Regions from separate parts of the Homo sapiens genome. Here region 2 is linked to region 1. The links are chromatin loops, found by intact Hi-C in ENCODE. Cell type or tissue: B cell. All regions are shown on one strand. Each heading gives the region's core, and the rest is flanking DNA. Links, peaks and the distances in the headings are about the cores only. Region 1 overlaps BANP (BTG3 associated nuclear protein). Region 2 has its middle 24 kb from the start of MIR6775.

The links. Peaks named below come from ENCODE experiments on the same cell type or tissue, not always from the same donor. Only the 100,000 strongest peaks of a DNase experiment are listed, where the experiment ranks them.
Region 2: a loop joins it to region 1, with 24 times the contacts of the local background. A loop is called at or near these places in 1 of 110 quality-filtered maps.

The regions. Positions count from the first base shown.
Region 1 is chr16:88,044,601-88,047,506 of GRCh38, forward strand. All of the region lies in intron 11 of BANP (BTG3 associated nuclear protein), which reads left to right. Among named protein-coding and RNA genes, the nearest start is that of BANP, 95 kb to the left of the region's middle. RefSeq lists an enhancer at 293-794. In B cell, for the core only: no CTCF peak of the experiment used is centred there; DNase peaks (open chromatin) are centred at 301, 881, 1,491, 2,149 and 1 weaker place; H3K4me3 peaks cover 500 bases; H3K27ac peaks cover 2,334 bases.
Region 2 is chr16:87,809,255-87,812,160 of GRCh38, forward strand. No RefSeq gene overlaps it. Among named protein-coding and RNA genes, the nearest start is that of MIR6775, 24 kb to the right of the region's middle. RefSeq lists enhancers at 212-271, 942-1,121. In B cell, for the core only: no CTCF peak of the experiment used is centred there; DNase peaks (open chromatin) are centred at 467 and 1,297; H3K4me3 peaks cover 518 bases; H3K27ac peaks cover 1,721 bases.

The DNA of each region.
Region 1 (2,906 bases), core at 222-2,721:
GAGTTTGTAGTTCTAAAAGTTGTAATTGAGTAGCTGGGACTATCGGTGTGCACCACTTCACCTGTGTAATTAAGTAATTTTTAAAAATTTACAACTATATAGGCTGGGCACGGTGGCTCACGCCTGTAATCCCAGCACTTTGGGAGGCCGAGGCAGGTGGATCACGAGGTCAGGAGATCGAGACCATGCTGGCTAACACGGTGAAACCCCTTCTCTACTAAAAATGCAAAAAATTAGCCGGTGCGGTGGCAGGCGCCTGTAGTCTCAGCTACTCGGGAGGCTGAGGCAGGAGAATGGCTTGAACCCTGGAGGCGGAGCTTGCATTGAGCTGAGATCGCGCCACTGCACTCCAGCCTGGGCAACAGAGCGCGACTCCGTCTCAAAAAAAAAAAATTTACAATTATATAAAGTTTACACTGCAAATATTAATATTCTTCCTCATATTTTGATAAATCAAAAGATAATTGTTCTTGAATTGGGAAGCTTTTAAAAAAATCACATTCAATCTAAGAAAAATGATTATAAATGTGCTAGTTAAAAAATGTTTAGCATTCTTCTCAGGGCTTTTCATCTAGATCAGGAAAATTAGGATTATCCGTGTCACTTGGGCATTAGAATGAAGTTTTCCTGAGAACTGCAGTCAGGTTTTTGGCATGGCTGGCCTTCTGTTGGTCATATGGTGGGCATGGGACGGAAGATGGCTCGATGTTTGCCGCAGCTGTCCATGCCCCTCTACGCCATCCACAAGCCTCTGACCGAGTTGTCCGTGCGTGCACTTGAGCGTTTCTTGCAGGAGAGGCCGGGGCCAAAGGAACGCTTCAGTTGCAGCTGGGCTGTGCTAAGGGGCCTCAGCAGGAGCAGCCCTTGGGGGCCAGAGCCCAGGCTCTTCCAGCAACAGGAAGGACCTTTCTTCCCTGTGCAGCACCTGTCGAACATAACATGCTGGACTCCCTCGTTCATTCCCGGCAGAGAAGCGCTCCCCTCACTCCCCACAGAGCCCTGCTATGCCGGGCATTCAGACCAGCCAGAGGTGGGGGAGCCTGTGAGTAAAGTGGAGAATTGGAGGTGTGGTGCCACCCTGACCACAGCACCTTTCTTCTCCCTGAGGCCACCTCCTCAAATACTCTTCTTGGCCACAGATGAGGGCCCGGCTGTGGTTGGCAGATCTTTTGGGAGAGAACTGGATGGGTGGGGGGTGGGAGAGTTGCCATGTGTCCCAGTCTCAGGGCGGCCGCTCCCTCAGTGTCTGTCGTCTTGGGATTGGCAGTGTCGCTTCCTCGTACTTCAGTGCCCTCTTCACTGCAGTGGGGTGGCAGCAGCACCTGCTCAGGAAGTTGGTGGGCTTCGCTGGGCGCACACGGCCCACCTGGCACTCACCAGCCTCCGGGCTGCCCTTGGCAGGTGCCGTCCACACTCCAGCACTCAGGGAGGGGCGGTGCACATCCTCAAAAACTGACCACACTGGCACTGGTGCCCAGGTGGTGAGTAGGCGGGCTGTGGTCTGCAGACAGAAGCTTTACCCTGTGCACATACGAGGAGTAACTCATTTGAGTGACGTCACTGGACTGCGGCCCTTAGAGCCTCCTGACGCGGAGGTGGGCCTTTCACTTCTGCCTTTTGCATGTGTGAATGTGTGTGTGTGTGTGATTTTAGAGATACTGTTTTAAAACTGCGTACTCAAAGCATTAGTTAATTAACTAGGAAGTATCGTCTTGTGAAAATGATGACCAGGACGGAACCTTTTAAAGCAGGTCATCTGAACCTCATCGCTGTAAAGCAATCTGACTACAAAGTTCATTCTTTCACGTGAATTAAACGGTTTGGTAAAGAAATACTCAGCATAACGTGGACGTGCTCTAGTGATCTTAGGGAGCTGTGAGCTCGTGCAGTCTTGGGTGGGAGTTGGCATTGTTTATGTTCTTTTTTTAATTTTTTAAAAATGTTTTTAATTTTTATTTTTTTTGACACGGAGTCTTGCTCTGTTGCCCAGGCTGGAGTGCAGTGATGCCATCTTGGCTCACTGCAACCTCCGTCTCCCAGGTTCAGGCGATTCTCCTGCCTCAGCCTCCTGAGTCGCTGGGATTATATAGGCACCCGCCACCGCACCCGGCTAATTTTTGTATTTTTAGTAGACACGGGGTTTCACCGTGTTGTGTTTGTGTTCTTTAAAATCCATATCATGTTGGCCGGGCACGGTGCTTCACGCCTGTAATCCCAGCACTTTAGGAGGCCGAGGCGGGCAGATCACGAAGTCAGGAGATCGAGACCGTCCTGGCTAACACGGTGAAACCCCGTCTCTACTAAAAATACAAAAAATTAGCCGGACGTGGGGGTGGGCGCCTGTACTCCCAGCTACTCGGGAGGCTGAGGCAAGAGAATGGTGTGGACCCGGGAGGTGGAGCTTGCAGTGAGCCAAGATTGCGCCATTGCATTCCAGCCTGGGCGACATAGCGAGACTCCGTCTCAAAAAAGAAAAAAAAAAATCCTTATCATGTGAACGTGTTTTGGTGATCTTAGGGAGCCATGAACTCGTGCGGTCCTGGGTGGGAGGTGGCATTGTTTGTGTTGTTTAAAATCCCAAGCCAGAGCTCCCGGGGCTGCCAGGAGTTTGGGCTTGATGCGGGTCACGTAACGCAGGACACCAGGGTGGGGAAGGGCCCAAAGTAAGATACCACCAGGGTGGGGAAGGGCCAAGAATGCTTGCCCCAGTTCCTTGGCGAAAACTGCCAGTTTCTCCCCACATCTCCGTTAGGTAGTGAGAGTGTCAGTCAAGGCAGTATTTTCATGCACGTCAGTGAATGGGCCTTGCTCCTTCCCCCAAACCAGGAAGCTGAGTTTGGCCCCCTGCTTGGGTGTGCATCAGTCAGGCTTGGTAGAATGGAACAGGGTGCATGTTTGTTCTTTCA
Region 2 (2,906 bases), core at 1-2,500, 240 kb before region 1:
CTGAGCACAAGTTCCTTCTGGGAGCAGGGAGGTGCATAGGCACCTGGATCATCATTTCCGCTTCTGGGGTGGCAATTCTCCTAGAACCTGTTCACAGCTGTGGCATTCGTGTCCTGGAACTGCTATCATTAGCTTCCACAAAACAGGTGGCTCTAACAACAGAAACTGAGGGTCCTGCAATCCTGGAGAACTAAAGTCCAAAATCAAGTTGTCAGCAGGGCCTGCTCCCTCCAGAGGCTCTAGAGGAGGCTCCTTCCTTCCTCTTCCGGCTCCTGGTGGCCCCCAGAGTCCCTTGGTGCCTGGCTGCATCGCTCCAATCCCTGCCTTCCCCCTCACACAGTCTCTCCTCTGTGTCTGTGTCCAAATTTCCCCCTTCTTATAAGGACACCTGGCATTGGGTTCAGGGACGGCCCCTCGGTAAGTATGACTCATCTTAGATAATCACATCCGCAAAGACCCTGTTTCCAAACAGAGTCACATTCACAGATACCGGGGTTAGGACTCGAGCATATTGTAGGCTGCAACTCACCCACACAGCTGTAGAGAAGCACAGCCACTCCCAAACCATGGGCAGGGGCAGCAGCGTGCACACTGAGCACTCTTTCGTTTTTTTTTTTCTTTTGAGACAGTCTTGCTCTATTGCCCAGGTTGGAGTGCAGTGGCATGATCTCAGCTCACCACAACCTCCGCCTCCTGGGTTCAAGTGATTCTCCTGCCTCAGCTTCCCAAGTAACTGGGACTGCAGGCACGCACCACTACACCCAGCTAATTTTTGTATTTTTAGTAGAGACGGGGTTTCACTATGTTGGCCAGGCTGATCGCGAACTCCTGACCTCACGATCCACCTGCCTTGGCCTCCCAGTGTGCTGGGATTACAGGCGTGAGCCACTGCGCCCGGCCAGCGCTCTGTTCTTTCTCCAATGGCCCCACTGCAATTCCCTGGACAAGAGAGCCCCTGAAGCAGGCTGTAGGGCTCAGGCCGCGGCACAGAGATGGGCAGAGGGAGCCCAACAGCTGTGAGTGGGAGGGGGCAGCTCTGCCCCACACACCCCTCCCTCAGAAGAGCCAGAAGAGAGAAAATGGTCTCCTCCCACGTGGGGTCTTTGAAGCAGCCCACAGGTGCTGGTGACTCTGGCCGCAGCGTGGTTGCCTGCAGGACTGTCCCCAGGCCCTGGAGACCCACCTTCTCCTCTCAGCCAGCACCCTCGGCTTTGCCCAACCACAGTAAAGCTCCAAATTCCCCAATTCTCTGAGTACTTTGATGCAAAACTGCCAAATGGGGAAGTGATTCTGCTGAGGTAATGAGCACCTGGGGCTGGGACGGAGCAGCATAGAGGGATGGGTGTGATCGGGGGGGCCCCTGCACCCCACTGCAGCCCCAGGTGGACCTTGGGTGGCAGCAGAGCCTCTTCTGCTGCAGGAAGAAGTCAGGTCCTTTCACCTAAAACCTGTCATGAGCTCGGGCGGCTCCAGTGCTGGGCGCCGATTAGAAAACAAGCCAGGGAAGGCCAGGTGCAGTGGCTCACGCTTGTAATCCCAACGCTTTGGGAGGCCGAGGTGGGCAGATCACCTGAAGTCAGGAGTTCGAGACCAGCCTGGCCAACATGGTGAAGCCCCCATCTCTACTAAAAATGCAAAAATTAGCCAGGCATGGTAGCACACGCCTGTAGTCTCAGCTACTCAGAAGACTGAGGCAGGAGAATTGCTTAAGCCCGAGAGGCGGAGGTTGCAGTGAGCAGAGATCACACCATGCACTCCAGCCTGGGCAACAGAGTGAGACTCCAACTCAAAAAAAAAAAAAAAAAAAAAAGAGGGATTGAGACCCTAACGTAAAACCCAAAACTATCAAAACCCTGGAAGACAACCTAGGCAATACCATCCTGGACCCAGGAACGGGCAGAGATTTCATGAAGACGACGCCAAAAGCAATTGCAACAAAGCAAAAATTGACAAGTGGGATCTAATTAAACTTAGATCCTGCTGCAAGTACTTCCTCCCGGGCCCATCTATTCATTTTCCCCATGTTTTCCCAACTCACTCATCACCTGGTCTCTGCTGCCTCTTGCTTCGAAGGCTCCAATCACACAGCGGCAGCTTGTCAATCCGACTCTTACCCTATGGATTCTCAGCCCGGAGCGGAGCAGCCCAGGCGGGCATGTGTGCAGGACTCAGAGAAGAGCTCTGTAGGAGGGTTTTGCACAGCAAAAGAAACTATCAACAGAGTAAACACACAACCTACAGAATAGGAGAAAATATGTGCAAATTATGCATCTGACAAAGGTCTAAAATGCAGCATCTATAAGGAACTTAAACAAATATAGAAGAAGAAAACAACCCCATTTAAAAGTGGGGAAAGTACATGAACAGACACTTTCCCAAAGAAGACATACATGCAGCCAACAAACATAAGAAAAAAAACTCAATATCACTGTTAGAGAAATGCAAATCAAAACCACAATGAGATACCATCTCACACCAGTCAGAATGGCTATTATTGTTATTTTTTTTGAGACTGAGTCTTGCTCTGTTGCCAGGCTGGAGTGCAGTGGTGCAGTCTTGGCTCACTGCAACCTCTGCCTCCTAGGTTCAAACGATTCTGCTGCCTCAGCCTCCCAAGTAGCTGGGACTACAGGCACCTGCCACCACACCCGGCTAATTTTTTGTGTTTTTAGTAGAGACGGGGTTTCACCGTGTTAGCCAGGATGGTCTCGATCTCCTGACCTCATGATCTGCCCGCCTCAGCCTCCTAAAGTGCTGGGATTACAGGTGTGAGCCACCGCACCCGGCCCTAGAGAGTTATTTATAAGTGCACAGTGATAATGAATGTTCAGTCACATCAAACGTTACATTGTCTTTACATCTTCTCATAGGGAACGTTGAAACATTTTGCGATAGCTTGAATTCAA